Regions from separate parts of the Homo sapiens genome. Here region 1 is linked to region 2. A link is an interaction called in ENCODE POLR2A ChIA-PET data of the cell type or tissue named here. Cell type or tissue: B cell. All regions are shown on one strand. Each heading gives the region's core, and the rest is flanking DNA. Links, peaks and the distances in the headings are about the cores only. Region 1 overlaps OAZ2 (ornithine decarboxylase antizyme 2). Region 2 overlaps ZNF609 (zinc finger protein 609).

Region 1 (15,281 bases), core at 2,965-10,964, 78 kb before region 2:
TGGATGCAAAGGTGTTACTTGTGGCAAAGGCGCCGTGTGTGCTGAGGATAGATGGCAGGTATGAGAGAGGGCAGGATGAAGCACAGGGGTGGAGGGGAGCAGAGAGACCTACAACAAAACCCACTCAAGGGGTATGTGAGATAGACTTTTTTTTCTGTTCTTTTTGTGTGTCTGTAGTGGGGGTTGGAAAGTGGGGTGGTCTCAGCAGTCATTCTCTGGAGTCCTCTGGACTGAGCTGGTCGAAATGCCGAGTCTTTTGTAGGCTGAGCCCTGAGAGTTGAGCAACTTGGAACCAACATGTAAGAGTCTTCACCAACTGTGAGGTTGAAAGACCTGAGTTCTGGCTGAGCCAGTGTGCTTACATGTGAAAAGAAGAGGGGGTTGGGTTAACTTGACTCGAAAATTCTTTCCAGCTTCCTAAGTGGCAAAACAGGCTTGCTTGTCTCCAGGGCCCTTGCTTAGCGTGTTGGTAATTTGAGGGGCCTGGCTGTATGAGAGGCAGGTGGAGAGAGGAGCCAACTGGCCTGCCAGGGCCTGGGTAGGAGCTAGGCCTTGGATCAGGCTCCTCCACTTGGCCTGGGGGTGGGGTGTTGTGTGCAGGGTGTCTGGTTTCTTTGAGTGATGGCAATCCCATTTCCATAGCGTGTTTCCTAGATTCCTTGGGCCTGCCCCTAACTTTCTAAAAGGAATCCTGGTAGAGTCCTAACTAGGGATTCTGATAAGAGCCGGATGTTCTTCCCAGTCAGTGTTCTCGAGTGTTTCATATCCATAGAGTGGGGAGCTGGCTGGGAATTTAGCTCCCATTGGGTGGGGGATGGGATTTTCAGCTTCCCTGGCTCCAGTGAAAAACTCAGGAGGTGGAGGCTTGGTTTCCTGGAAGAAATAGTTGCAGAGGAGCTGGCACTATGTTTTGAAAACAAGGCTCTTCCTTTCCAGTGTTATTCTGATTGGTACTTCCAAAATGTCAGAATTCCTGATGGTGGGGGAGGGAAGAAGATACAAGTACGAGCACCTTTATTATCCTTTTTGAACATGAGGTTTAAATCCAAGGAAATCAAGCTTCCTGGTCTTTTTCTCCCTGGATTTGTGGGGGCAGGGAGACAGTATCTGTCCAGGGCTTGCTTTGTACCTGTGACAGTACAGTATGTAGAGAAGCACTAGCCCTGGCTTGATAGTGATATTATTATCAATCTGTGCTGATGGGCTTTGAGGAGAAACATTTGGTTCTGCAGGTGGTTTTTTGGGGGAAGGGGGCAGGGCATAAGAACATATCAGAACTATCAGCATCTTCACTGAGTGGTTTCCTGGGTAATGGAATTTCTGTCTCTTCCTAAAGGGTCTGGTTTCAGTTATTCCTTATTTATTGACAATATGGCTTGTTGGGCATGGGGTGGTAGGGAGAGCCAGTTTTCCAATGATGTGCCTTCAAGGTCACTCTATGGTAGGAGGGTTGGGGGAGAGGAGAGAGGGGAGAGAGAGAGGAGAGAGTCAAAGAGGAGAGAGAGAGAGACAGACACAGACTCTCCTAGTATAGTCAGGAATCCCCCAAAATCAGAGCTATGCTTCAGAAAGCAGTGTGGGCTAATAATAGCAATTCCTCACTCTGCCAAGAAATCCAAATTTAGCCTCAGAGCTGCTCAAAAATATAAAAAAGGGGACTGAGGAGTGGGATAGAGGGATGTTACAAATGTGCATTTCTAGAAAAACAAAATGAGTAATTCATCCCTTTTTGAAAGAGTATGCAGTGTTGATTCAAGTTGGTGCCATGATTTAGAAGGTTATGAAGCCAAAGTTACAGACCAGGCCAGGCATGGTGGCTCACACCTGTAATCCCAGCACTTTGGGAGGCTGAGACGATTGCTTGAGCCCAGGAGTTCAAGACCAGCCTGGGCAACATAGTGAGATGCCCCATCTCTTAAAAAAAAAAAAAAAAGTTATAGACAAGAAAGGGACAAGTAGGCAGGCAAGAATTTTGTCACTTAAAGTGAACAAAACAGGTAGTGTCCGGTTAGCAGCAGTAGTGTAAAATGCTTTGTATAAGATAAACCTTAAGAAAATTTCTTAGTCCTTTGATACTATATAAACAATGATGTAATTCTGTCCTGGGAAGAGGCTGGCACTGTGTGATGACCTTACTCTGCAAACTAGATTGAGGTACTTAATATGTAAAAGTAAAGTCTTATATTAAAGCTTGATTACCTAGCTATCCACTCACCTCTGGTAGCATATGTGATTGTGCGTTCCTTTGGCATATGTACCAATATCAGCTGTGTGATAAGCAAACCCCAAAGGCACAGATATTCTAGCTATCACTATAACTGTGTTTCTTGTGGAGAATCAACCAAAACCCAATTTTGCTTTCAGCCTGTGATTCAGAGTGGTGATGTCATTTTCTTTATAATTGTGCTTAGCAAGAAGAGTCCCTGTGGAACGCAGAATAGCCCTAGTGAAATGACTTTTGCCTGGCATCTGCCCAGGGGCCCTTTCTCAGATGGAAGGGGCATCGGTAGCTGGAAATCAGCCTCTACAGCCACACTAGACTGGAGGTGGTCATCACCCTCTCACCTTTCTTACTTTCTATTTTGCTAAGTGATGGCACATCTTTTTGCGTAGGGATTAGTCATCAAAGACATTCCTAGTCTCAGAGTAAAAGCTACCTGTATGAGGGAAGTGAGGGCACCTTTGGGTGTTCTATGAGGCAGGGCCTGAGACAAGAATGGGTCAGAAGAGGTTGAGAGGGGGAAATGAATGTAGAACTGTGTTGGGAATGTGGTTTTCATGTCTTCAATTGATACCAAAAGGTAGCTAATACCAAGGCCATCTGACTTTCTCTGACAGGTAATAGAAACCAGAGAGAAAGGGTGCAGAATTGAATGAGCGAAGGAGGCTACTGATTCAAGTGAAACATGATCAGAAGTATATTAAGGAGAATTTGAATTCAAGTATTTTTTAGATGTAGCTAAGTGGAAGTTACTCACAGAATTACTTTTATATGGAATCTCTTCTCTGTGTACTCTGTACTCTTTTGGTAGCCATCTGTGGGGGATTGCTTTCAGGACCTTCCCCTTACCAAAATCCAAGGGTCCATTATATAAAATAGTGTAGTATTTACATATAACCTACATATATCTTCCCATATACTTTAAATTATCTCTAGATTACTTATAATGCATAACACAATGTAAATGCTATGTAAATAGTTTTAGTGCTCTTTTTATTTGTACTTTTTTTTATTATGCTGTTGTTTATTTTTTTCCTGAGTATTTTTGATCCATGGTTGGTCAAATCCACGAATGTGGAACCTGTGGATATAGAGGACCAACTGTATGTAAATCAAAACTGACTAAAGACAGCTGGAAGTAATTTTTTTTTTTTTTTTTTTGAGGCAGAGTCTCGCTCTTTTGCCAGGCTGGAGTGCAGTGGTGCAGTCTTGGCTCACTGCAACCTCTGCCTCCCGTGTTCAAGCGATTCTGCTGCCTCAGCCTCCCAAGTAGCTGGGACTACGGGCGTGTACCACCACGCCCAGCTAATTTTTGTATTTTTAGTAGAGACGGGGTTTCATCATGTTGGCCAGGATGGTCTTGATCTCCTGACTTTGTGATCTGCCTGCCTCTGCCTTCCAAAGTGCTGGGATTACAGGCGTGAGCCACTGCGCCCGGCTGGAAGTGATTCTTTAACAGAAGATCCTTTACTTTTATCAAGAGACTTAAGGTTAATTCTAAATAGTAAGTACCCTAGAGATTTAGAAATAGCATTTGAATTATAAAAATTTTATTTACCATCATCATTGCCCAGCTGTACATCTGCTGCATACGCTGCCTGTCTGTAGTCAGTGTGTGAAATTGTAACCTGCTAAGGGCATTTCAGACAACAGTTTCACAGACACTTTAAATTAGAGGCAGCAGGATGTGATATGTTAGTAGCACTCATATGTATTCTGAGGAGTGTTTCCAAGGGCATGTCCTATCACTGAGAAAATAAAAGGCACTAACAGATTGGCTCTAATCTTCCATCTCTCTTCCGAATTGCCTTGTATGCTGGATACCTGACACCTTAGTTTCTGGCATGGGATATATGTATTTTTTTCTCTTCCAAAGCAGGACCAGCCCAGCTGGATGTTTGGGTTCGGTCTGATACATTTGATTTTCCTTAATCAGCCTGATCTTTTCAGCCTCTGAAAAGGACTGAGATTCTTTTTTTTTTTTTTTGAGACAGTCTCGCTCTGTCACCCAGGCTGGAGTGCAGTGGCACGATCTCAGCTCACTGCAACCTCCGCCTCCCTGGTTCAAGCAATTCTCCTACCTCAGCCTCCCAAAGTGCTGGGATTACAGGGATGAGCCACCATGCCCAGCCTGTTTCTTAAATCATCCTTTAGGTGGTTGAGATTAAACAATGCCTGCCCTCAAGTGGTGTGACCAGGAGGTGAGGAAGGATTGGAAAAAGCTGGGGATAGGAGCCAGTTAGAAACAAGACTAAACTGAATATGAAACCCAACCTGGTTTGGATCTTATGATAGGAAGACTTGTGTTTAGAAGTCACTGTCTGTTGTGCTTAAATTCTTCCAGGATTCATTATTCCTAATGAGCTTGGTGGCGTAGCTTCAATACCATTTGAACACTAAAGCCATTATCAGAAGAGAAGGCCATTACTGGGTAATTTCATGCCCCTTAATGTCTTTAACTACCACATACGTACCCATCCCCCTTCCTTTCTCACTTCAGAAATGACAGGTTTTTTGGAAGAGAAGCAATTTGCCATTCACAGCAAGTAACTAATAACAGATGCTTTATGTGGACGATGAAGATAATTATTGTGATCTACTGTCTACTAAACTTATCGCAAACCCCAGCTGTTTCTTTTAGGGAACTGGAACTAGTTCCCAGAGTGGGGGCTTGAAACACCCCTCCACCCCCACTCACACACACACTTGCTTATCTGCGCAGATTTATGGGGGAGGAGCAGAGAGCCTCCAGGATCCTTGTATGTGAGAATGGGGAAGTAAATGACATGTTACCATGGCGTAGATATCTTGCGTTTATTTGAAGAGGAGAGAGATCAGGAAACCAGAAATATCACAAGCCCCACTGCTAAATATGACTAGCTTAAAGAAAGAAATATCACAAGCTCATAGATTAGTGCTGGACACAGGGCAGGCAGGCTCCAGGGATTACTTCTAGGAAGACAAAGGGTATTATGGTCTAAAAAAAAATCCTCACTTTATTCTTGTCTTTTCAGTGAGTTGGCCCATTGCTTCTGCTGTTTGCAAGTAAAAATTAGCTAAGAATCAAGATGGTAGTTGGGATGCAGGGCAGAGGTTGAATGCAGCTCGCTCATCTAAAGACCATTTGAGGAATAATTCCTTTGGAAGTAGGAGCCTGGCACCAGAATTCTAGAATTGCAAGGGCTTGGTGATTGATAGGGTTATTTTGTGAACCTAATTAATTCTCTGTATACAAGATGATAATCTGTCTATCCCAGAGGGGTTTGCCCCATCTTTGGGTAGCTCCACTGACCAATAGAAGCAAACCAGCTTTCTCCCGTGGTCCAGCCCTCCTTATGCCCCTGCAGGAACCTCAGCACAGAGAAGTGATCATTGGGGAATGAGAACGGAATCATATGATGTGGTGCATGTGTGTGCATTTGCTTGGGGAAACTCCCCTCACCAAACTCTTGTCTTATTTTTTCTAGTCTGGACACTGTTATTCTGCCCCTTAACACATTGGAAGGGGGAATCACAATAGCTCATTGTCCCCAGCAGAAAATAACTCCTGTCCTTGAAAACAGTAGCATAGTCCTCTGTTAAGCCCTTTCTGTTTTTTTGTTTGTTTTTGTTTTTTTGAGACAGAGTTTTGCTCTTGTTGCTCCGGCTGGAGTGCAGTGGCGTGGTCTTGGCTCACTGCAACCTCCACCTCCCGGGTTCAAGCGATTCTCCTGCTTCGGCCTCCTTAGTAGTTGGGACTACAGGCACGCTCCACCACACCCGGCTAATTTTTGTGTTTTCAGTAGAGACGGGGTTTCACCATGTTGGCCAAGCTGGTCTCAAACTCCTGACCTCAGGTGATCCATCCACTTTGGCCTCCCAAACTGCTGGGATTACAGGCGTGAGCCACCACGCCTGGCCGTTTTTGTTTTGAGCTGAAGTTTCGCTCTGTCATCCAGGCTGGAGTGCAGTGGCACAATCTTGGCTCACTGCAGCCTCCACCTCCCAGGTTCAAGTGATTCTCCTGCATCAGCCTCCTGAGTAGGTGGGTCTACAGGTGCACACCACCACACCCGGCTAATTTTTTTGTATTTTTAGTAGAGATGGGGTTTCACCATATTGGCCAGGCTGCTCTCAAACTCCTGACTTCAAGTGATCCACCCGTCTCTGTCTCCCAAAGTGTTGGGATTACAGGCATGAGCCACTGCGCCCAGTTCAGCCTTTTCTGTTAACAGCTGTTGATGAGGCCGAGAGTGGAGGAGGTGAGGATGACCTGAGGTTTTCCAGAGGAGGGAAGAGGTAGATATGTGGTTACACCCCTAGATTTTTTTTTTTTTTTTTTGGGGGGGAGGAATCTGGCTCTGTCACCCAGGCTAGAGTGTAGTGGCACAATCTCGGCTAACTGCAGCCTCCACCTCCTGGGTTCAAGAAATTCTTCTGCCTCAGGCTTTTGAGTACCTGGCATTACAGGCACCTGCCACCACGCCCGGCTAATTTTTGTACTTTTAGTAGAGGTGGGGTTTCGCCATGTTGGCCAGGCTGGTCTTGAACTCCTGAGCTCAAGTGATCCTCCCTCCTCGGCCTCCCAAAGTGCACCCCTAGATACTGATGCTGCTCCTCACCCATGGACACTTCCCTGGGAAATCCATTTCTCAAAGAAATTTCCAAGTATACTTGTAGGCCCCCAGTTGAAATCTTTGAGAGAACAGACCCTAGGAGCTGAGCAGTGACGGGTTTGGACTTGCATTTTCAGCTGGAGTGCAGATACAGTTCTGCTAATAGGACTGCCCCTTTGGTTACTGTACCATTGCCATGTTAGGTGTGAATTCAGTTTTGTTGCTCTTCATTTAGAAGAATCCAAAATTGGCATGCCATGCTATATAAAGCAAAGGACAGTGTGAAGAATAGTTACCTCACACCGTTTTACAATGGCTTTCAGGGAAAAAAAAGCCCTGACTTACAGCATTTGGGGACTTTCGCAGTGTAAATACTCCTCCTTTGGCCAATTCAGGCTACCAACATGACATCATTAAACACATATTTGGCAAGAGATGTGCACGATTGTGTGAGCTGGCCCCAGCACACCACTGCAATACCCGCTAAATGTATCCAGTGCATTCCAGCTGCTCTGAGGCTGATGTGTGGTGGCTGGGGAACAGGCCTGTTGCTGAGTCGTGGTGTGTACACACACACACAATTTACCTCCTTCTCTGTTTCACTTGCCCTTGGCCTAGGGAATGAACTACATCTCAGTCTAAGGAACCACTAAATTGGATTCAAAGACAGTTGAGCAGATCTACAGCCCTGTTGGGTCCATCCGAAAATCAAGGTGGCCAGTAAGGTGACAGCTCTTTTAGGAGCCTTTTACCTGCTATAATCTGTCTGATTATTGGATTCTTTACTCAGGTCATAGCACGTATCCTCCTCTCCCAGCACATAGCCTGCACCCAGCACATCTGAGTGTGTGTTCTGACCACATCACTATTATGTGACCTCCCACGCTCAGGTCACGAAAGGATCAGCAAAGAAGGGCAAGAAGGCCCAGCATTTGGTGCATACCAGGGGCAAATCAGACATCACAGTATTCTATGTACTATTGTGTACCTCTGCTCTGGGAGCCAAATCCCTGGATTTAGTTTTATTCTTAACCATTGAGGGATTTGGTTAAATGATTTCTCACTCCAGCTGGGTGTGGTGGCTCATGCCTGTAATCCCAGCACTTTGGGAGGCTGAGGCCAGCGGATCACTGGAGGTCAGGAGTTCCAGACCAGCCTGACCAACATGGTGAAACCCTGTCTCTACTAAAAAATACAAAATTAGCCAGGCGTGGTGGCGCATGCCTGTAATCCCAGCTACTTGGGAGGCTGAGGCAGGAGAATCACTTGAACCTGGGAGGCAGAGGTTGCAGTGAGCCAAGTGCGTACCACTGCACTCCAGCCTGGGAAACGAGTGAAACTCTGTCTCAAAAAAAAAAAAAAAAAAAAAAAGTTTCTCACCCCAGTTCCTTTGCTCAGAAGGGGGATGGGGCCATCACTGGGGAAGTAGCCTTGAGAGTTCCTCAGGAACAGGGTACCCAGACCATATGACTTCCCCTCTCCAGCCTGTAACTGTGGGCCTTTTTGATTCTGCCACATAGGTGGTTGAGGCACCATAGGGAAATGAAAAGAGACTGGCACAGGGTTTGAGGCTTGGCAGGTAAGCCAGGACCTGGTGATTTCCAAGGTCTGCCCAGTGCCACAGTGATTTGTTAGAAGATTGCTAGGTGCTCCTCCGGTCAAATAAACCCAGCTGGAGTCCCTTGGCCCTCCTGAGACTTCCTCCCCATGACTTTGCAACACGGTGGGTTCCCCTTAAGACAGCAGCGTAGTTCTGGAAGCTGAAGCCCACAGGACTGGGGCAGCTGGGAGCGTTCATAAGCCTTCCCTTGTTTAGAGAGAGCCAGGATGGGGTGGGGGTGGGATTTGAGTTATATCTTTACATCTTGGCCGGGCGCAGTGGCTCACGCCTATAGTCCTAGCACTTCGGGAGGCTGAGGTGGGTGGATCATGAGGTCGGGAGTTCGAGACCAGCCTGGCCAACATGGTGAAACCCCATCTCTACTAAAAATAGAAAAATTAGCTGGGCATGGTGGCGTGCACCTGAAATCCCAGCTGCTCGGGAGGCTGAGACAGGAGAATCGCTTGAGCTTGGGAGGTGGAGGTTGCAGTGAGCCGAGATCGTGCCACTGCACTCCAGCCTGGGCGACAGAGCGAGACTCCGCCTCAAAAAAAAAAAAAATCGTCAAGTCTTGGTGTTTACTGTCTCACCCTCTCTGTCTCTTGCAGTAGTATTTTGCCTTTGAGTAACTGTCCCCAGCTCCAGTGCTGCAGGCACATTGTTCCAGGGCCTCTGTGGTGCTCCTGATGCCCCTCACCCACTGTCGAAGATCCCCGGTGGGCGAGGGGGCGGCAGGGATCCTTCTCTCTCAGCTCTAATATATAAGGTAAGGAGGACCCTGGGATGGAAGGCTGGGGTTGGAGCTTTCTCAGACTCCACTGTGCTGCTGCTCAAGGGGAATAATCACTTTCTTAGTCTTCTGGCTCTTAGCCTAGGCCAGTGGGGGGACTGTGAAGGACTCTTTCAGCTGAGGCTGTTGCATGGCTTATTGGGAATACTAGAGGAGAGATATCAGCACCATTTGTTGCCTTTTAATCTGCTGTAATTGAGGCCCAGAAGTTAGTTTAGCTTCTCACTAAGACTGGGATGGAAGGTTAGCAAGGCAGCTGAATTCTGGGCTTTTGAGATTGTGCCCAAGGGAGATAACACGGACCCTGCAGTCCACTTGGAATCAGACTTTGGCTGACTGGGGCTCCAGCCAAACCCTCATACATACCCTCATTTGTTTTTGGTATTTCCCTTTCTGACAGGGAAGGAAAAGAACATGGTGTTGGGGGAAAGCGTGGGCTTTCGAGTCAGGGAGACCTGGGTTTGAATCTCATCTCTGCCATTCACTGTCTTTGGAGCCTTGGGTCAGTTGCTTCATTATTCTCAGACTTAAAGTGGAGTTGTTAATTACCATCTCAAGTGCTTGTCATGATGATAAAGGTAATATATGGGACAGCACTTTGTACTTGGCACCTAGTGGACAATTTAGGTAAATATTTCCCTTTCTGTTTTGCTAGCTTTTACCACCATCAACTGGTCTTAGTGCCTGGTGAGTGACAGCTCCTTTTAGCCATCATGAAGCTCTGCGTTTTCAGCATGGCCTCTATCCCACGCTACCCTGACACTGGCCTAAGGGGACTCCCAGCATCGCCTAGATTAGGGAGTGGATGATATGGCCAGAAGCAGTAGTGACCTGGTCCTCTGCCCTGCTTTCCTTCCCAGGACGAGAAGCTCACTGTGACCCAGGACCTCCCTGTGAATGATGGAAAACCTCACATCGTCCACTTCCAGTATGAGGTCACCGAGGTGAAGGTCTCTTCTTGGGATGCAGTCCTGTCCAGCCAGAGCCTGTTTGTAGAAATCCCAGATGGATTATTAGCTGATGGGAGCAAAGAAGGGTAAAGAGCCAAATGCTGGGGAGGGAAAGGAGGTCCCATTCCAGAGAAGAGTATATGTTTACTGTGGGTAACAGAATTGTAGGGGAGTCTGTGCCTTCTCCCTTAGCTCTAGACTCCCCAAGCAGATACCGTTTTGTAACAGGTTATTTTTAGCCAGTAAGACAGGCCTGCTCTAGGTTATAATTAAAGCAGATTGTTATCACATTAACCAAATGCCTGCCGGTTAATCGCCCCATGGTTCACTCTGACACTAAATCCCCCTGTAGCTACACAGTACTGTAGTTTAAAAGGCTAGGAAGCAAAAAGAAGTACTTAGGCCCATCACCACCTTCCTAGACCTCCCTCCCATTCACACCCCACCCAGGAAGCTCAGAGGTAAGTGGGATTTCATTGGATTGGGCAAAGACCCTCCAAGCAGCCAAGATGGGTAAGAAATGTCCTGAGGACAGAGTTCCTGAGTGGTCCCAGCCTCTTGAGAAAATCCTTTTAGGCAGTGTTAGAGCCCAGAGTGTCCCTCTCAGTGGCAGGTGATCATATCAGACTTGGCAATCTGTGGGACACCTGAAGAACTGGGTTTTCTTTCTAGGCCCCAGACTCTGTCTTGTGGACAGCATTAGTTAAGATGGGTAGTGTTACTTTCAGATCTCCTATTGCAGGAAGAGAAAAGTTAGTAACATTTTTCTCAGGCGCTGTGGCTTTTTTTTTTTTTTTTTCCAAAATTCAAGGCTCTTGGGGTCTTGACATAGGAATCTTCCTCCTGGAGCTTCTGAATTTTTTTTTTTTTTGAGATGGAGGCTCACTCTGTCGCCCAGGCTGGAGTGGAGTGGTGCGATCTCGGCTCACTGCAAGCTCCGTCTCCCAGGTTCATGCCATTCTCCTGCCTCAGCCTCCCGAGTAGCTGGGACTACAGGCGCCCACCACCACGCCCGGCTAGTTTTTTGTATTTTTAGTAGAGATGGGGTTTCACCGTGTTAGCCAGGATGGTCTTGATCTCCTGACCTCGTGATCCACCTGCCTCGGCCTCCCAAAGTGCTGGGATTACAGGTGTGAGCCACTGTGCCCAGCCCAGAGCTTCTGTATTTATATTGCTGGTTGTAGGCCTCAGAAAAGCCTTTGGGTTGGTAGGGGTGGGGGTGGGGTGTGAATGGGAGGGAGGTCTAGGAAGGTGGTGATGGGCCTAAGTACTTCTCTTTGCTTCCTGCAGATTGTTAGCACTGCTAGAGTTTGCTGAAGAGAAGATGAAAGTGAACTATGTCTTCATCTGCTTCAGGAAGGGCCGAGAAGACAGAGGTGAGGAGTCAGAGTGGCCTGAGCCTTACAGCCCAGACAGTGGGGCCTGGGGGAGAGAAGGGAGCACCTCCAGGATGAGGTGGGACTCTTGAATTTGCCTTTCAAACCCTGGGAAATCATGGCAGGAGGGCAAGTGCCTGAAGGGCTCGTAAAAGCCTAGTGCTTATTTGTTCCATCTTTGTTTGGGGTTTTGATTTCAGCCTACCATTGTGTTTCTCATCAGACTTTTTTACACTCTGTCTTCTGCAGCTCCACTCCTGAAGACCTTCAGCTTCTTGGGCTTTGAGATTGTACGTCCAGGCCATCCCTGTGTCCCCTCTCGGCCAGATGTGATGTTCATGGTTTATCCCCTGGACCAGAACTTGTCCGATGAGGACTAATAGTCATAGAGGATGCTTTACCCAAGAGCCACAGTGGGGGAAGAGGGGAAGTTAGGCAGCCCTGGGACAGACGAGAGGGCTCCTCGCTGTCTAGGGAAGGACACTGAGGGGCTCAGGGTGAGGGTTGCCTATTGTGTTCTCGGAGTTGACTCGTTGAAATTGTTTTCCATAAAGAACAGTATAAACATATTATTCACATGTAATCACCAATAGTAAATGAAGATGTTTATGAACTGGCATTAGAAGCTTTCTAAACTGCGCTGTGTGATGTGTTCTATCTAGCCTAGGGGAGGACATTGCCTAGAGGGGGAGGGACTGTCTGGGTTCAGGGGCATGGCCTGGAGGGCTGGTGGGCAGCACTGTCAGGCTCAGGTTTCCCTGCTGTTGGCTTTCTGTTTTGGTTATTAAGACTTGTGTATTTTCTTTCTTTGCTTCCTGTCACCCCAGGGGCTCCTGAGTATAGGCTTTTCAGTCCCTGGGCAGTGTCCTTGAGTTGTTTTTTGACACTCTTACCTGGGCTTCTCTGTGTGCATTTGCGTCTGGCCTGGAGTAAGCAGGTCCGACCCCTCCTTCTTTACAGCTTAGTGTTATTCTGGCATTTGGTTAAGCTGGCTTAATCTGTTTAATGTTATCAGTACATTTTAAATAGGGGCATTGAAATTTACTCCCACCACCAGGGCTTTTTTGGGGGATGCCTGGGCCTTTAAAACACTAGCCAAACTCTAATTAATTCTCAAATCACTGCCAGGAGTTCTTGCTCCTGGCTGCAGGCCCAGGCCCCAAGGTCTCCTTCTTGGGGTCACAAACAGCAGTAAGGAAGAGGAATATATAGCAACTCAGGGCCTGGGAATTGTGGGGCAATCCGTTCTTAGGGACTGGATACTTCTGGCTGGCTGAGTATAGTACTAGCTGCCTCCCCACCAGGTTCCGAGTAGTGTCTGAGACTCTGCTCTGCAGGGCCTAGGGTAGCGCTGGGAGTGTAGAAGTGGCCTGCCCTTAACTGTTTTCACTAAACAGCTTTTTCTAAGGGGAGAGCAAGGGGGAGAGATCTAGATTGGGTGAGGGGGACGGGGATGTCAGGGAGGCAAGTGTGTTGTGTTACTGTGTCAATAAACTGATTTAAAGTTGTGGTTGGTCTATTCTTTATTTCTGAACTAGGACCAACTCCCTACCAAACTGTTTTGACTCCAGAGCCTAATAAATAGAGGTGTGGTGCGTGCTCCTTGGGAAAAAAACTGCAGTGTAGGAGGGCAGATAAACTGGCTGAGGTCTCTCTCTGGGGCCATATTACACTGTGAAATGCGGGGTTGCTAGGAGTCTGAGACTTACTGCCAGAGCCCCCTGGAGAGAGATGTGTACATATCAGCTTCATCTAGGAGAGGCTATACCCAAGATCCAATCTGCTCTTAGCTCTTCCTTTTCTGTAAAAGGCTGGGGAGGTTGGGTCCTGATACTGGGTTTTGGCTTTTGCATGGAGCTCCTGACATTCCCATTCCTGAGGTCTTTGAAGGATGCAGCACACACCTTCCCTGTTCTAGTTTTCCCCTTTTGGAGCTCAGTGTCCTAAGGTGTGGCTTCCAGTCCCCCACACCACAGCCTGATGAATAAGCTCTCAGTGGTACCAAGGGGGCTGGAATCCTCTTCACCACAGTTTTTTTAATTTCTCAAGGATTTACTGGCACTTTTTTTCTTTTGCTTCTGTTTTGCCAATTGAAGGGCATGTTCTTCCACCTACATTTTTGCAACTGTCTACTGTTAAGCTGTGGCTCTCACATTGCTCTTTATGGAGCCTGCTTGTGTTTTCACTGTGGGCCAAGTCATTTATCTTGGACTCTAACTTGTATTCATTAAAAGTAATGAGCTCGAATCCCAAGTTTTTTTTTGTTTTTGTTTTTTTCATGGAATCTCGCTCTGTCGCCCAGGCTGGAGTGCAGTGGTGTAATCTCAGCTCACTGCAACCTCCGCCTCCTGGGTTCAGGTGATTATCCTGTCTCAGCCTCCTGAGTAGCTGGGATTACAGATGCCCACCATCACACTCAGCTAATTTTTTGTATTTTCAGTAGAGACAGGGTTTTGCCATGTTGCCCGGGCTGGTCTCGAACTCCTGGCCTCAAGTGATTCCCACGCTTCGGCCTCGCCAAGTGTTGGGATTACAGGCGTGAGCCACCGTGCCTGGCAAATGTTATTAGAGCAAGTCTGGGACTAGAGACATTCCGTTGAAATCAAGTGTCCCCCACTGGGCAGGTAATTCCTAGAGGCAGCTGGCAGTTTAGGATGCAGATATTAAACAAACACAAGGAATCGACAAGACAGATGAAAAAGAACCAAGACAAAACTCAGTCCCTTACTTTTTCCCAAGAAACATGCTTGAGATTCTGCTGCCACCTATTGGTGATTCCTCTTCAATACGGCTAGAGTCACAAAGGCTAAATTGGAAACCCAGTCAAGATTTCCCTCTTCAAAAAAAAATCACCCAGTCAAGATTTCCCTTTTCAAAAAAAACTTTTGCTATTGAAGACCACTGACAGGAAAGAAATATGGTACCCAAAAGGCTGCACTACAGTTTAAAAAGCAACTTAGAAGGTAGAATATTTTGGGGGTGGGGGTGGTGTGTGAAAGGCAAACTAAGTCTAAATTTAAGAACAGGGACATTAAAAACTTTATTCAATAAATACAACAAATAATTTAAAAATATATTTCAATTCCAAAGCCAATTAAGAAGAGGAAGTAGAGAGAAAGGGAAAAAAGTGGGGATGAGGAAGGTAGAGGAAAAGAGAAAGCGGCCAAACAATGGTTTGGTTGGGCTGTGTTTCAGAGTATACCACCCTTTAAAATTCTGATCAAATACTCTTGACCCATAAACCCTTAGCCCTTGTTCTGATGGGGTAGCCACAGGAGTCCACCAGCTGGGAATCATCCACTGAGCTCTGGATCAGAGCATTCTAGAGGCTGGAATGTCGGGGGAGTTTTAGGGGTAGTTTTCCGGTCATTCCTAAAACCATCCGTCCTAACTCCCAGGCAGGTTTAAATAGTGCAAACTCTTAGGCAGAGAGCTCCCAGCTGCATAGTTTCACAGGTGAGTGTCCCAAGCCAGGGCCTCCAGGAAACAGGTCCCAGAGTACCCAGGGGTCCAAAGCCACTTCGGTGAATGGAAATCTAAAGGTGAAGAGAGGGGAGGCCAGGGCACAGAGTAAAGCTCCTGGGCTAAGCCAGTGGCCAAGCCAGAAAACAATGCTGGGCAGAAAAGGGTTACAAGGCAGGTAGTCTGGACACTGGATTCAACAGCTTGCCATCAGCCAGGGAAAGTGAAGCTGAGGATGCATATGGAGCAGGGCCAGGAAGATCAGGAGAGCTGAGGGAGAACAGGAA
Region 2 (15,449 bases), core at 7,450-15,449:
GCCTCCCAAGTAGCTGGGATTACAGGCTAATTTTTGCATTTTTAGTAGAGACGGGGTTTTGCCATGTTGGCCAGGCTGGTCTCAAACTCCTGACCTCAAGTGTACCTCCCGCCTCGGACATACTCAGTATTTTGATTTGAAGTGAGGTGAGATAAAGCAAAATCCAGTGGAACTAGCCCTTACATAGTGCTGAGAATGTCTCAAAAACAAACAGACAAAAAAATTCTAGGTTACACTTGGGTCTTCTTAACAGTCCCACGGTTGAATCTAGTCAAGTAGGATCTTTGCAGTGCTTACTGAATTATCAACAGCCTAAAAAGAAATGGAATCTGCAGGAATTTAAAAATGCATCCAAGGTTTAAAGGGAGTGATAGGGAGAGAAGAGGAAAGAAAGAAGTAACACTGTAGGACAAGTAGGCAAAGAAACTAGGAATAATTGAGGCCATGACTCCTATACCTGTTCTCAGCAAGGTGGCTCAGTTCTACAGGGACCTCAGTGTCCTCCATTCCCCTCAGAGGCCAAGCATTCACAGCTTCTCTCTGAGCTGTAAGGACTTTTCTGTTTGAAGACAGTGTAGTTTGCTGGACAAAGAGACAGACAGAAGTACAAAATGTCGAGAGGCAGAAAAAAAAACCTAGAAGTCTGGAAGAATTTTTTAAAAAGTATCTGTATGTAGTTCTTATGATTAACTTGAGGACTGACTCGGTATCCTGGATCTTACAGATCTTCAGAGAATGATCTTTGCAGGAAATCTCTGTTACCTGAAGATGAAAAGGAATGTGAACCAACTCTGATCCCAATTCAGACCTTCGCCAACTGACAGTTCAGGTGAAGGCCCTCTGGGGTGACCAGAAAGCAAAGAAAAGATGAGTATATTATTGCTGAACAGTTCTCTTTCAGAAAAAGAGAATAAAATAAAGAAAGAGACCTAAGCCTTGAAATACAGTAAGTGGGAGAAAACCTGGTATTAAAAGTAGGATTAAAAATCTTACAGATTTAGACAACGAGACTGATCTCAAACCTGGTGAAAGCAGTATTTATTCTGAGTTGCAGAGAAGATTTAGAATTTTGGAAAGTACTTCGACACCATTCCTAAGTTCAAGCAATATTTTAATATCCTCTCTCTCTCTCTCTCTCTCTCTCTCTCTCTCTATATATATATATATATATATATTTTTTTTTTTTTTTTTTTTTTTTTTTGAGATGGAGTCTGGCTCTGTCACCCAGGCTGGAGTGCAGTGGTGCAATCTTGGCTCACTTCAAGGCCCGCCTCCTGGGTTCACGCCATTCTCCTGCCTCAGCCTCCCGAGTAGCTGGGACTACAGGCGCCCACCACTACACCCGGCTAATTTTTGTATTTTTAGTAGAGACAGGGTTTCACCATGTTAGCCAGGATGGTCTCCATCTCCTGACCTCGTGATCCGCCCGCCTCGGCCTCCTAAAGTGCTGGGATTACAGGCTTGAGCCACCGCACCCGGCTCCTCTAGATATATATTAAGATAGATCCAGAAATGACAATGACATAGATGCAAGCATTCCTTCATTCAAACAAATATATTTTTCTTTTTTTTGAGACAGCCTTGCTCTGTTGCCTGGGCCAGAGTGCAATGGTGCGATCTCGGCTCACTGCAACCTCCACCTCCGGGGTTCAAGTGATTATCCTGCCTCAGCCTCCCAAGTAGCTGGGATTACAGGTACACGCCACCATACCCAGCTTTTTTTTTGTATTTTTAGTAGAGATAGGGTTTCACTATGTGGGCCAGGCTGGTCTTGAACTCCTGACCTCAGGTGATAAACCACGCCTGGCCTCAAACAAGTATTTTTGACAGTCTACTACTATAGGTGTCAGATGCCACCTATGTTAAGTACCTTGGATACAATGATGAGCAAAACAGACTGCCTGATCTCAGAACTTCTAACACAGTAGAAAAGATACACATTAATAGAAAAATCATAAAAATGATAAACAAAGTTGCAAACTGTGATGTGTGCTATGAAATAAAGTATAGAGTACCTTAAGAGTACAAACTGGGCTGGGTGTGGTAGCTCACACCTGTAATCCCAGCACTTTGGGAGGTTGAGGCAGGTGGATCACAAGGTCAGGAGTTCAAGACCAGCGTGGCCAGCACGGTGAAACCCCATCTCTACTAAAAATACAAAAATGGACCAGGCGTGGTGGTATGTGCCTGTAGTCCCCACTACTCAGGAGGCTGAGAGAGAAGAATCGCTTGAACCTGGGAGGCAGAGGTTGCAGTGAGCCAAGATCGCACCACTGTACTCCAGCCTGGGTGACAGGGTGAGACTCCATCTCAAAAAAAAAAAAAAAAGTGTACGTAACAGGGGAACTTGGTAATAATAGGCTGCCTGTGACAACCTGACAGAGAGTCTTCCAGTGCAAACGATTTACAAAAAATAAAAAAAAATTATGTGTTAATTTTGCCCTGGCAGGAAGGGATCCTCAGATAAAAAGGTATTCATTGTCCTCAGGAGAGTGAAAGCATTAGCCTCACTCTCTCAAAGTTTTTGTTAGGTTCACATAAAAAAAGCATCTTGTTCTTGGAAAAGAGTCACCATCATAAAGGCAAGCAGAACAAACAGGCAGGAAATCGATTTATTCTATCTTCAATATACTGAGGTAAGAGGCCTTGAAGGTTGCTTGGTGGCACAGAGATATGGTCCGGATATGTCTGTCATTCCAACAGACTCTGTGACTGTTCAGACATTTGTCCATAAGCAGATGACATTTTAAAAATCAGATAGCCACTTTGTGATTTTCAGATTGTATATTGTATACACATATCCAGAGTCAACCTCTAGAGTTAAACTCTCTCTCTACCTTCTCTGCATCAGCTTCTACCACTCAGGCACACAATAAAACCTCATTAGCGACGTTATTCTGAAAGCTGAAGATGTATTACATTCCTAATGATGACACAGACAAGAATACAGAGTTCTTAACCTGTAACACATCAGCACCTATTGCACGGTAAACTTTAAATAAATACTGAATGACAACAAAATATTCAGGGGAACAGATTTTATTAGAATGACCAGAATGAAATGCCTGAATTTCTAGGGGCAGACTGACAAAATAGCTCTGTGATAATCAGAGATGATTAGCTGTGCTCCTCTGGGCCTCTAAACTCCTCAGAGTGAGGACAGTTTGAAAGTCTGTTTACTGATGCAGAGACATGATGGGACTGAGGCCCAGACTCTCTAACCACATATACTCTGACAAGGATTTGGATTCTTCAGAAAAAGAATATGCAAAAATCAAATTGCCACCAGATGTTACCAAAAGATCTGAAATACCCCATTAAGTCTCTTTACACTTCCTTCCATTTTTTCAGGTTCATAAATTTTCAAAACAGAATAGATTCCGTTCTCAGGGGCAAGTGGAACATGCAAGAAGTCTGGATGCCTTGGGCAACAGCAACCTACAGTGAGCCAACTGCTTAGTGGATGCCTGAAAACAAGACCATCTAAACATTTCCTATAAAATCTGTACCAAGTGACAGATACATGAAGCGGTGTGGGTGGCTGGGCAATGAGGCAATCAGTGGGAAGAGTGAACTGGCTGTACCTATAGGTGTTAAAAAAGGCAAGAGCTGCATATGCAATGAGCCAACATTAAGTGAATTTAAGAGTGACTATTCTCCATCCTCTTGACTCCCTCAGCTGCCCTTTTATTAATTTTTCTCTTCAGGCCTGACCTCAAATTTAATTTATAATCTAACTCTCCCATATAAAATATGGAGAGTACAGATACAGTTTGAATTACCTGGCCAATACCTATCACATGACTGCATATCATAAGTACCAGGATCAACACTGTTGAATACTATGAAGGGAAGAATCTCTAGAAGCTGGGAAATTTTGCTAAGTCTGCTAAAATCCTCTGTGTGGGTATCTCCCGCAGACTGTGGACACTTGAGACTCTAATAACCACTTGGTAATATTTACAACAATAAGTCCCTGGTGGCTCCCCTGCAGAAGCAGGTTGAGAAGGGAGGGGAAAGCCACATATCACACTTACCATCTTCTGTTTCCTGCCACACGATGCCTTCAAGGTTGACGCTAGTTCCAGGTTCACAGGGGCCCAAGCACTCAGGCTCTGTGGCCAGAGCCACATCACATGTGTTGACCCCAACTGATCGGGTACGAACCATGATCTGCTCACAGGGAGATGAGATGTCATTGTTGACCACTGGCACCAAAAGGTGTATTGGCAGCACTGCTGGTGTGGAAACAGGGGACTCCATCTGTGGAGGGAAGAAAAAGTAGTAGCTGAGTTGCAGGGAGAACATTTAGAGGAAATACCTTTTCTGTATTTAATCTAGTCCTATATCTATTCCTGCCAGAGTGCAGACGGCTATAAATAAGACTTTGGTTCTTCCTTTCAAGTTCTGGCTTATGATACCACTACAAATCTAGTGGTTTAGATGAGAACATCCTGTGCTAAGAGAAACTCTTATTAATGAGCGTATAATGATCTTCTTAATGATCTTCCTCATAAACTGCACTTGGCTAAAATGTTTTTTAAAAAGTTCTATTTTTTCCTCATCTCATTAAAAAGTCTCTAATGAAAGAGAATCAGGGCCAGATTTCAATAGTAACAGAGCACACAGACTGATGAGAAAGACAAGGCCCAGCATCTGAGGTATGTTTTGCTACCACCACTATGCTTCCTACCAATCTATCATTCAGCAAACAGTACATTAGTCTGGCATAAAATCCATGAATTTGGGTGGGGATAAAGAGAGGAAGAAATAGCCAAATCCTAGGAATGCCATGATTCCTAATGATCCTAGGTGCTTTAATACATCTTTGGCTAGAAGGAATAAAGTTATAGCAGGGCTGGGATTAACCTGGTGGGAATTTCTAACCCTTAGAAACTGTAACATGTAACAGTGGTTGTTTAATGAGAATGGCATCTTGGAATATAATTCTAACATCAAATTTATCTATAAGAAACAGGAGGTGCTGTTGCCACCCAGAAGCCAATCAACAGCAGTCTGAAGATGTTGTTGATTATGTACACATAGATAGAAATAGTCAAACATGGCTAGGCACGGTGGCTCACACTTGTAATCCCAGCACTTTGGGAGGCCGAGGTGGGCAGATCACCTGAGGTCAGGAGTTCGAGACCAGCCTGACTAACATGGTGAAACCCCATCTCTACTAAAAATACAAAAATTAGCCGGGCGTAGTGGTGGGCGCCTGTAATCCCAGCTATCCAGGAGGCTGAGGCAGCAGAATCGCTTGAACCTGGGAGGCAGAGGTTGCAGTGAGCTGAGATCGTCTCAAAAAAAAAAAAAAAAGAAAGAAGCAATTTGCTTCCAAAACCAGAAACTAGAACCTCTCACAAGAATGTAATTAGTTAGGTTCCAAGAAGAATGCAACCCATCTAGAGACAACATAAAAGTTGTGATGGGTCAGGTGCAATGGCTCATGCCTGTAGTCCTAATGTTTTGGGAGGCCTATGGAGGAAGATCACGTGTAGCCAAGAGTTCAAGACTAGCCTGGGTAACATAGCAAGACCCCACCTCTATAAAAAACAAAAATAAAAAAGGTATCTGTGTGTGGTGGCATATGCCTGTATTCTCAGCTACTCCAGAAGCGGAGGTGGGAGGACCACTTGAGCCCAGGAGGTTGAGGCTACAGTGAGCTATGATTGCACCACTGTACTCCAGTCTGGGTGACAGAGTGAAATCCTATCTCAAAAAAAAAAAAAAGAATGAAATGAAGTGGGCAGTGATCCTTTAACTCTTTAAATCCCAGAATTTATGAGGCTGACAAAGTCTATTATGCTCGAGTGATTGATGCCCCAATCCTGAATGAGCATAACGTCTTGCATATGCAAAGACACTCAATGCACACACTGGCTTATTTCCTCCGAAGATTAAGTATGATACTAATCAGCAGACCTAGAAAATGAGAGTCAAAGATTGGGACTTTCCCAATCCTTGGGACTCTTCCCTTTGTGAGGAATTCTTAGTCTAGGTCCTTTAATAGAGAGTCCTTTGTGAGGACTTCTTAGTCTAGGTCCTTTAATAGACTTCTTAGTCTAGTCCTTTAATAGAGACATTCAGAGAAGATCATACATGTATCCGTAAGCCAAGCTTCTAAATAGCTCTGCAACAAAACTCTGATTCTGGAATAATTTACTACATGACTATCACTCTATCTATAATCCATTTCCCTCCCACAACACACACAGAGACAAACACCTTCCTGGCCTTGAAAACTAGCCTATAGGCTGAGGTCTGGGTTCCGGATCCATTCTCCACAGTTGGCTCTGACTTCTTGGCTTAGAAAGTCATCACTATTTGTAGATCATCATTGTGAGTCCACAGAATGTTCATACACTGATTCTGATTAATTCTGGTCCCTGAAGAGCTGCCAAAACATCCTTGTCTGCTTGTCTCACACACACACCCCTTGTACTTCCCCAACTCCACCTTTTTCATGAAATGAAATGGAAGTAGAAGCCTGTATAATGAATCATCTACATTTATGATAAATGCCAAAAGGCATATTTGCTCTCTTGAAAACTGGGCATTTATAATTTAATTTCCCAACCTTCTTGGGATGTGGTAGATCCTGGAAAGATCTTTAAAATTTCCATGCACAGAAGTGAAGGTAAAAAACAACACAGAAAAAGTAAACTGGATCCTCCCTACTCACTCCTCTGCAGTGCTGGAACAAACTCTTGAGAGTCACTAGAGAGGGAAAGTTAGAGACAGAATATACAGATCATCTTTACTCTTGGCCTCACCTCTGTTTATCTATTCTTTCTCTTGGGGAAGAACTGTGACAGAAGCAGTTTCACAGCCTATATGTGTACTTCTTTTGCTTAGGGTTTGTTCCCTTTTTTATACTTTCTTCTACTCACAAGAGAAATTCCTGCAAGGTCCTACTGGACACAGACATTGGCCTAAACCTTCCAGGTCACCCCTGTGAACTTTCTGATTGCCTTGCTTGCACATGTCCTATTGCCAACCTGTTCCACAGCTCAGGCAGCAACCCTAGGCACAGAAGGAAGTTTACCCCAGGGAGACACCTATACACTTTCTCTCAGCCACTGAGGACAGCTCTTTTCTGGAAGTAGTTTAATTTCCTGCTAGGTTATTCAGTGCTCCTGGCAGGCTAGGAGAAACATATGCTAATACATTCTAGATAAAATGAAGTCCCCAGTTTTGCACCAAGAAATCCAGAAAACAACACCTAAAATGTAGGTTGGAAACATCACTGTTGCATTCAAGCAGTCTGCCAAATTATACCCTGCTATACAATAAGTGAAGAGAAGAAACTTCAGCTGAACTGATCACTAAGAATAACAGAACAGACTCATACACATGAGGAACTCATTAACAAGTATGCATCAAACTACCCTTACTGATTAGAGTTACTAGGCAGAGTTTGGCATCTCTGTTGTATGAAGATGACTTTATTTAATTACTTAGTTAATTAAAAGAGATGTTCAGGGATGGGGAGAAGCGACGAAATCCACCTATGGGTTTGAACTATTCATTTTCCATTTACTTTGCAACAGAAATCTAAGGAGAGATCACAGAGCAGCATAATAGTATTTAATTACAGCTCCAGCTCTGTTAATTACCATTTGGTCACATCTATAATCTAACATTAAGCCATAGTGCATAATAAGCTCTGTGATATTCATCTAATAACCTATGTGGCTTTACAGGATTTCATATTCTATTATTCACTGAAACAAAGATAGCTTCATTTATCACTTTCCAGGAGAAGATAACAATCAGAAAAAGGGGGCTGGGTGCAATGGCTCAAGCCTGTAGTCCCAGCACTTTGGGAGGCCAAGGCAGGAGGAGTGCTTGAGTCCAGGAGTTTGAGACCAGCCAGGGCAACATTGTGAGACCCTGTCTTTACAAAAAATTAAAAACAAAAACAAAAACAAAAACAACTAGCTGGGTGTGTTGGCACACACCTGCAGTCCTAGCTACTTGGGACGCTGAGGTAGGAGTGACACGGGTGTGCTGGGTAGAGAACGTGGTCCCTTTAAATGATACAGAAGGGGGTAAGGGAAGTGCTGGGTAGAGGAGGGCATGGTCCCTGGCTAGGGCTCCATCAGGGGCCTGTGTCCACGGACCTAGGTAGATAGGCATTTTTGTTTTCCCGCCCAAATGTTGGATTTCCCAAGACCACCCTGGCCTGCCACAGCCCCTCCCTGTGCCTATAAAAACTCCCCAGACCCTAGCAGGCAGACACACAAGCGGCTGGACTTCTAGAGGAACACATTGGCAGAAGAAGACACAGCGGCTGGACCTCGAGAGGGCGTTGAGAGGAGCATGCCGGCAGAAGAGCACACGTGGCGGAAGAGCACATGACAAATGCCAGCAGGCCGTGGAACGAAGCAGAGTTTGGCTGGGGCATTTGGAGAAGAGCCTGGGCCGCTGAGTAGCTGAACTCCAGGGGAAAACCATCTCCCTTCTGGCTCCCCAATCTGCTGAGCATTACTTTCACTCAATAAAACCTTACACTCATTCTCCAAGCCCACATTTGATCCAATTCTTCCAGTACACCAAGACAAGAACCTTGGGATACAGAAAGCCCTCTGTTCTTGTGATAAGGCAGGGGTCTAATTGAGCTAACACAAGCCGCCTAAGGACAGCTAAACTAAAAGAGCACCCTGTAACACACACCCACTGGGGCTTCAGATGTAAGCATTCACCCCTAGACACTGCCGGGGTTGGAGCCCCATAGCCTGCCCCTCTGTATGTTACCCTACAGGTCTGAGCAGCAGGGCAGTGAAGAAGTGAGCCACACTCCCATTGCACGCCCTGTGAGGGGGACAAGGGAACTTTTCCCATTTCAGGAGGAAAGTTTTGTCCCGGGGGTGAAGGCTGCAGTGAGCTGTGATCGTGCCACTGTACTCTAGCCTGTGCAACAGAGCAAGACCCTGTCTCAAAAAAGGAGAAAAAAAAATCAGAAAAGGACTCATTTTGCCATCTTTTCATATACCTAAAATATAAGAGCAGGGATTGTCAGGAAATTGGGGCCAAGAGGGAAAATAAGGTATAGGAATATTAAAAAGTTAAGGTCATTAGATGCCTTAATAACTACACCAACAAAAGTTAAGCTAATTCTCAGTCTTTGAAATGCTAAGAAGTGCCATCATGGCTCCTAGGGCTTAGCTTACTAGGGAGGTAAACAACAAAACAAAAGCTTGAAAAGAGACTTATAGAGAATTTAAAGAGGAGATCTCTGGAGTTTCCCAACACTTTATGTCCTTTATCTTTTAATACTTTTTGTTTGTTTGTTTGTTTTTTGAGATGGAGTTTCACTCTTGTTGCCCAGGCTGGAGTGCAATGGCGTGATCTCAGCTCACTACAACCTCTGCCTTCCAGATTCAGGCGATTCTCCTACCTCAGCCTCCCAAGTAGCTGGGATTACAGGCTCCCACCACCATGCCTGGCTAATTTTTCTATTTTTAGTAGAGACTGGGTTTTGTCATGTTGGCCAGGCTGGTCTCGAACTCCTGACCTCAGGTGATCCAACCGCCACAGCATCCCAAAGTGCTGGGATTACAGACATGCCTGGCGATAATTCTCTTTTCTTTGAGACAGGGTCTCGCTCTGTCGTCCAGGCTGGAGTGCAGGGGGTGATCATGGTTCACTGCAGCCTCAACCTCTCTGGCTCAAGCAATCCTCCCACCTCAGCCTCCCAAGTAGCTGGGACTACACGTGCACCACCATGCTAGGCTAATTTTTTTTTTTTTTTAATTTTTTGGCCGGGAATGGTGGCTGATGCCTGTGATCCTAGCACTTTGGGAGGCTGAAATGGGAGGACTGTTTGAGTCCAGGAGTTTGAGACTAGCCTGGGCAATACAGTGAAATTTTGTCTCCAAAAAAAACAAAAACAAAAACTTTGTAGAGACAAAGTCTCCCTACGTTGCCCATCCTAAAATGATACTTCTCAATTTACCTTTACATAGCAGTTTAAGGCCGGACGCAGTGGCTCACGCCTGTAATCCCAGCACTTTGGGAGGCTGAGGCAGGTGGATCACCTGAGGCCAGGAGTTCAAGACCAGCCTGGCCAACATGGTGAAACCCCATCTCTACTAAAAATAAAAAATTAGCCGGGCATGGTGGTGTGCACCTGTAATCCCAGCTACTTGGGAGACTGAGGCATGAGAATCACCTGAACCCGGGAGGTGGAGGTTGCAGTGAGCTGAGATTGCACAATTGTACTCCATCCTGGGCGACAGAGTGCAAAAAAAAAAAAAAAAAAAAAAAAAGCATGGTGGCTCACACCTGTAATCCCAGCACTTTGGGAGGCTGAGGCGGGTGGATCACAAGGTCAGGAGATCGAGACCATCCTGGCTAACACGGTGAAACCCCGTCTCTACTAGAAATACAAAAAATTAGCCGGGTGTGGTGGCGGGCGCCTGTAGTCCCAGCTACTCAGGAAGCTGAGGCAGGAGAATGGCGTGAACCTGGGAGGTGGAGCTTGCAGTGAGCCGAGATCACGCCACTGCACTCCAGCCTGGGCGACAGAGTGAGACTCCATCTCAAAAAAAAAAAAAAAAAAAAAAAGATATCAGTTTAATAACATATATAAGGATCTCAATGTTGGTAGGCAGATGACACAGAAATGGGGACTTGAGAGAATAGAGAAAGGCCAGAGTCATTCATCTCCCCACAAAGAGTAATTATAACTATATACCTACTTCAACTGCCTCTCACAGATGAGAGGCACTGATGGACAAAAATCTTCATGGCTGCAACATAACTTTACAGGTAGAAAATACACTGAAGGCCAAATGTGATGGTTTATACCTGTAATCCCAGCACTCTGGGAGGCCAAGGCGGGAGGATTGCTTGAGCTGAGGAGTTCTAGACCAGCCTGGGCAACATGGCAAAAGTCTATATTTACAAAAAATAAAAATGAGCTGGGCATGGTGGCACATCCCTATAGTCCCAGCTACTTGGGAGACTGAGGCAGGAGGATGAGGCAGCAGCTATGACTGCACCACTGCGCTTCAGCCTGAGCACCAAAATGAGAGACCCTATCTGAAAAAAAAAGAAATTCATTGAAGAGATATTTGAGATAGACCTTGCCTTTTCCCCTTCACAATGAGTCTTGTATCTTCACCTTCACAGACAAAAACGCAAGAAGGAAGTTAGTTCTACTGATAACAGCAGTAGTTCTAAGAAACTTTGTTTTATCCAAAAATAAAAAGGTAGTTGGGGATGTTGGTACATGAATGTTCAGATTTATTCAGAATTATCAGATAAGATTGTGTAGAAAGTAAGATGTCACTAGCTGGGCACAGTGGCTCACGCCTATAATCCCAGCACTTTAAGAGGCCGAGGCAGGTGGATCACCTGATGTCACGAGTTCAAGACCAGCCTGACCAACACGGCAAAACCCCGTCTCTACTATAAGTACAAAAATTAGCCAGGCATGGTGGTGCATGCCCATAATCCCAGCTACTCAGGAGGCTGAGGCAGGAGAATCGCTTGAACCCAGGAGGCAGAAGTTGTAGTGAGCCGAGATCGTGCTATTGCACTACAGCCTGGGCAACAAGAGTGAATCTCCATCTCAAAAAAAAAAAAAAAGGATGTCATCAAATACACTAAACATTATGTTGATAAGACGTTATCAAGACAGAGGCAGTAGCTCACACCTGTAATCCCAGCACTTTGGGAGGCCAAGGACAGAGGTTCACTTGAGCTCAGGAGTTTCAGACCAGCCTGGGCAACATAGAGAGATCTTGTCTCTACAAAAAATTCAAAAACTAGCCAGGCATGGTGGTGTGTACCTGTAGTCCTAGCTGCTCAGGAGGCTGAGATGAAAGAACTGCTTGAGAGGATGGGAGGATTGCAACCAGAAGGTTGAGGCTGCAGTGAGCCAAGGTACTACCACTGCACTCTAGCCTGGGCAATAGAATGAGATACTGTCTTCAAAACAAAACAAAACAAAACAAAACAGGCCAGGCCTGGTGGCTCACGCCTGTAATCCCAGCACTTTGGGAGGCCAAGGCAGGCAGATCACGAGGTCAGGAGTTTGAGACGAGCCTGGCCAACAGGGTGAAACCCCGTCACTATTGAAAATACAAAAATTAGCCGGGTGTGGTGGCGGGTGCCTGCAATCCCAGCTACTCAGGAGGCTGAGGCAGGGGAATCCCTTGAACCCGGGAGGCAGAGGTTGCAGTGAGTCGAGATTGTGCCCCTGCACTCCAACCTGGGTGACAGAACAAGACTCTGCCTAAAAAAAAAAAAAAAAAAAAAAAAAAAGCGAGATGTTATCTTTACCAATAATCCAAAAAGTGCTTCAAGATTTTACAGTGACTCAACATCAGTAATGTTAATAGTAATATAGGTATACAGGGCAGAGGGATTAAAATGAATACTCACTGATTCATGGATAAACATATAAATAATCCACCAAGGTATTATATAAAACTTAATTTGCTCACCAAATTCTTATTGTGGGTTATTTAAAAGAATGGCAAATAAAACCCCATTTATCTATTTATTAAGTTATTTATTTTTGTCTCTTGAAATACAGAAAAGGCCAGGCGCGGTGGCTCACGCCTGTAATGCCAGCACTTTGGGAGGCCGAGGCAGGCGATCACAAGGTCAGGAGATCAAGACCATCCTGGCTAACACGGTGAAACCCCATCTCTACTAAAAATAAAAATAAAAAAAATAGCCGGGCATTGTGGCAGTCGCCTGTATTCCCAGCTAGTCAGAGGCTGAGGCAGGGCAATGGCGTGAACCTGGGAGGCGGAGCTTGCAGTGAGCCAAGATCGCGCCACTGCACTCCAGCCTGGGCGACAGAGCAAGACTCCGTCTCAAAAAAAAAAAAAAGAAATACAGAAAAAAGGCTGGGCACATGGCTCACACCTGTAATCCCAGCACTTTGGGAGTCCAAGGTGGGCAGATCACTTGAGGCCAGGAGTTCGAGAGTAGCCCGGCCAACATGGTGAAACCCCGTCTCTACTAAAAATACAAAAAAAATTAGTCAGGCGTGGTGGTGGGTGCCTTTAATGCCAGCTACTTGGGAGGCACAAGAATCGCTTGAACCTGGGAGGCAGAGGTTGCAGTGAGCTGAGATTGCACCATTGCACTCCAGCCTGGGTGATAGAGCAAGACTGTCTCAAAACAAAAATCAGAAAAAAAAAAATCTTCAATTATTTGAACCACTTTCTGTTGACTGGAATTTTGAGACAAAATTCCATTCAATAAACAAGTTTAGGCCAGGCGGAGTGGCTCACGCCTGTAATCCCAGCACTTTGGGAGGCCAAGGTGGGAGGATCACGAGGTCAGGAGTTAGACCAGCCTGGCCAACATGGTGAAACCTTGTCTCTACTAAAAATACAAAAAATTAGCCGGGCATGGTGGCACATCCCTGTAGTCCCAGCTACTCGGGAGGCTGAGGCAGGAGAATCCCTTGAACCCGGCAGGCGGCGGCTGCAGTGAGCTGAGATCACACCACTGCACTCCAGCCTGTGCGACAGTGCAAGACTCCATCTCAAAAAATAAATAAATAAGTTTAAACAAGGATGATTTTTGCTTATTCTGAAAAATCAGCAATTCCTTGTCATGAGAGGCTAGCAGGTAGACATCATGGGATAATTAAGGATGGAAGGAGAAATCTGAATGCCTCCTTCCCACAAAGCTCTTGTCAGAATGCAACAGAATACCCTGAGTAAATCCCAAAACAACACAACATTTAACTATAAGTGGAGGAAATTCGGGTCCTTTTCTTTCTTCTTCTTCTTCGTTTTTTTTCTGAGACAGGGTCTCACTGTCTTCCAGGCTCATGTGATTATGGCTCACTGCAGCCTTGACCTCTCAGGCTCAAGCAATCCTCCCACCTCAGCCTCTCAAGTAGCTGGGACTACAGGTGCACGCCACCATGACTGGTTAACTGTTGTATTTTTTGTAGAGACAAGGTTTTGCCATGTTTCCCAGGCTGGTCTTGAAGTCCTGGGCTCAAGCAATCCACCACCTCAGCCTCCCAAAGTGCTGGGATTACAGGTGTGACCCACCATGCCTGGCCTCAGGTCCTTTTCTTTTCTGTGTTTTAGACAGAGTCTCACTCTGTTGCCCAGGCTGGAGTGCAGTGGCGTGATCTCGGCTCACTGCAACCTCCACTTCCTGGGTTCAAGTGATTCTCCTGCCTCAGCCTCCTGGGTAGCTGGGATTACAGACGCATGCCACCACACCTGGCTAATTTTTGTATTTTTAGTAGAGACAGAGTTTCACCATGTTGGCCAGGCTGGTCTCAAACTCCTGACCTCAAGTGAACCGCTGGCCTTGGCCTCCCAAAGTACTGGGATTACAGGCATGAGCCACCACGCCCGGCAGGTCCTTTTCAAACAGTAACTACACTTGGACCCTGCCTCTCCCCTGCCTTTGGAAAAGTAAATAAATAAATAAACAAAAATAAATTAAAAAAAAAAAAAAAAAAAGAGGCTCCTGGACTGCTGAGCTTCCAGATTTCACTTAGGCTGCCCTGAAAAAGAATTTGATTATAAATCTGGTTAATTTCCAAAATATCTTATAGCAGGAGGCAAGGAGGAAAAAGATAAAAAGACAGAGTAGCTGGCAACATAACCAGTCTTCAAACAGTTCTAAGAAGCTATATATAGGCCGGGCACAGTGGCTCACGCCTGTAATCCCAGCACTTTGGGAGGCTGAGGTGGGTGGATCACAAGGTCAGGAGATCAAGACCATCCTGGCTAACTCAGTGAAACCCCATCTCCACTAAAAATACAAAAAAAATTAACCGGGCGTGGTGGCGGGCACCTGTAGTCCCAGCTACTCGGGAGGCTGAGGCAGGAGAATGGCGTGAACCTGGGAGGCGGAGCTTGCAGTGAGCCGAGGTCGCGCCACTGCACTCCAGCCTGGGGGACAGAGGGGAATTCCGTCTCAAAAAAAAAAAGAAGCTATATATTCTATTATTCACAGAAGACTTAATGTAGTACTTAATTTTAACCAATCAGTACCTACTCAAGGTCAGCAGTGAAGGCTGTTCTATTGTGCACTAGAAAATGCAAGTACAGGCTGGGCACGGTGGCTCATGCCTGTAATCCCAGCACTTTGGGAGGCTGAGGTGGGCGGATCATGAGGTGAGGAGTTCAAGACCAGCCTGGCCAACATAGTGAAACCCCATCTCTACAAAAAATACAAAAAAAAATTAGCCGGGCATGGTGGCGGGAGCCTGTAATCTCAGCTACTCGGGAGGCTGAGGCAGAGAATTGCTTGAACCCGGGAGGCAGAGGTTGCAGTGAGCCAAGATTGCGCCACTGCACTCCAGCCTGGGCAACAAAGCAAAAGACTCCATCTCAAAAAAAAAAAAAGAAAAGAAAATTCAAGTACAGTGAACATTAAATTTTGTTTCTTTCTCTTTTGATTTTTGTTTGTTTTTGCTTTTGAACATATAATTTGAAGACTAC

Evidence for each region. Peaks named below come from ENCODE experiments on the same cell type or tissue, not always from the same donor. Only the 100,000 strongest peaks of a DNase experiment are listed, where the experiment ranks them.
Region 1: POLR2A ChIA-PET joins it to region 2 with 10 read pairs; 6 of 35 experiments call an interaction of 5 or more read pairs at or near these places.

What each region holds. Positions count from the first base shown.
Region 1 is chr15:64,685,335-64,700,615 of GRCh38, reverse strand. OAZ2 (ornithine decarboxylase antizyme 2) reads left to right here. Exons shown (of 5, transcript NM_002537.3): 2 at 9,025-9,182; 3 at 10,067-10,242; 4 at 11,447-11,532; 5 at 11,782-13,042. The coding sequence ends at 11,912. It overlaps ZNF609 (zinc finger protein 609), which reads right to left. Exons shown (of 10, transcript NM_015042.2): 10 at 14,548-15,281. Among named protein-coding and RNA genes, the nearest start is that of OAZ2, 10 kb to the left of the region's middle. RefSeq lists enhancers at 1-215, 216-1,052, 14,573-15,074. In B cell, for the core only: a CTCF peak has its summit at 9,832; a DNase peak (open chromatin) is centred at 4,935; H3K4me3 peaks cover 591 bases; H3K27ac peaks cover 4,137 bases.
Region 2 is chr15:64,611,641-64,627,089 of GRCh38, reverse strand. It overlaps ZNF609 (zinc finger protein 609), which reads right to left. Exons shown (of 10, transcript NM_015042.2): 3 at 4,038-4,263. LOC101930091 (a long non-coding RNA gene) reads left to right here. Exons shown (of 5, transcript XR_007064678.1): 3 at 725-829. Among named protein-coding and RNA genes, the nearest start is that of OAZ2, 84 kb to the left of the region's middle. RefSeq lists enhancers at 4,362-4,441, 8,871-9,463. In B cell, for the core only: no CTCF peak of the experiment used is centred there; no DNase peak of the experiment used is centred there.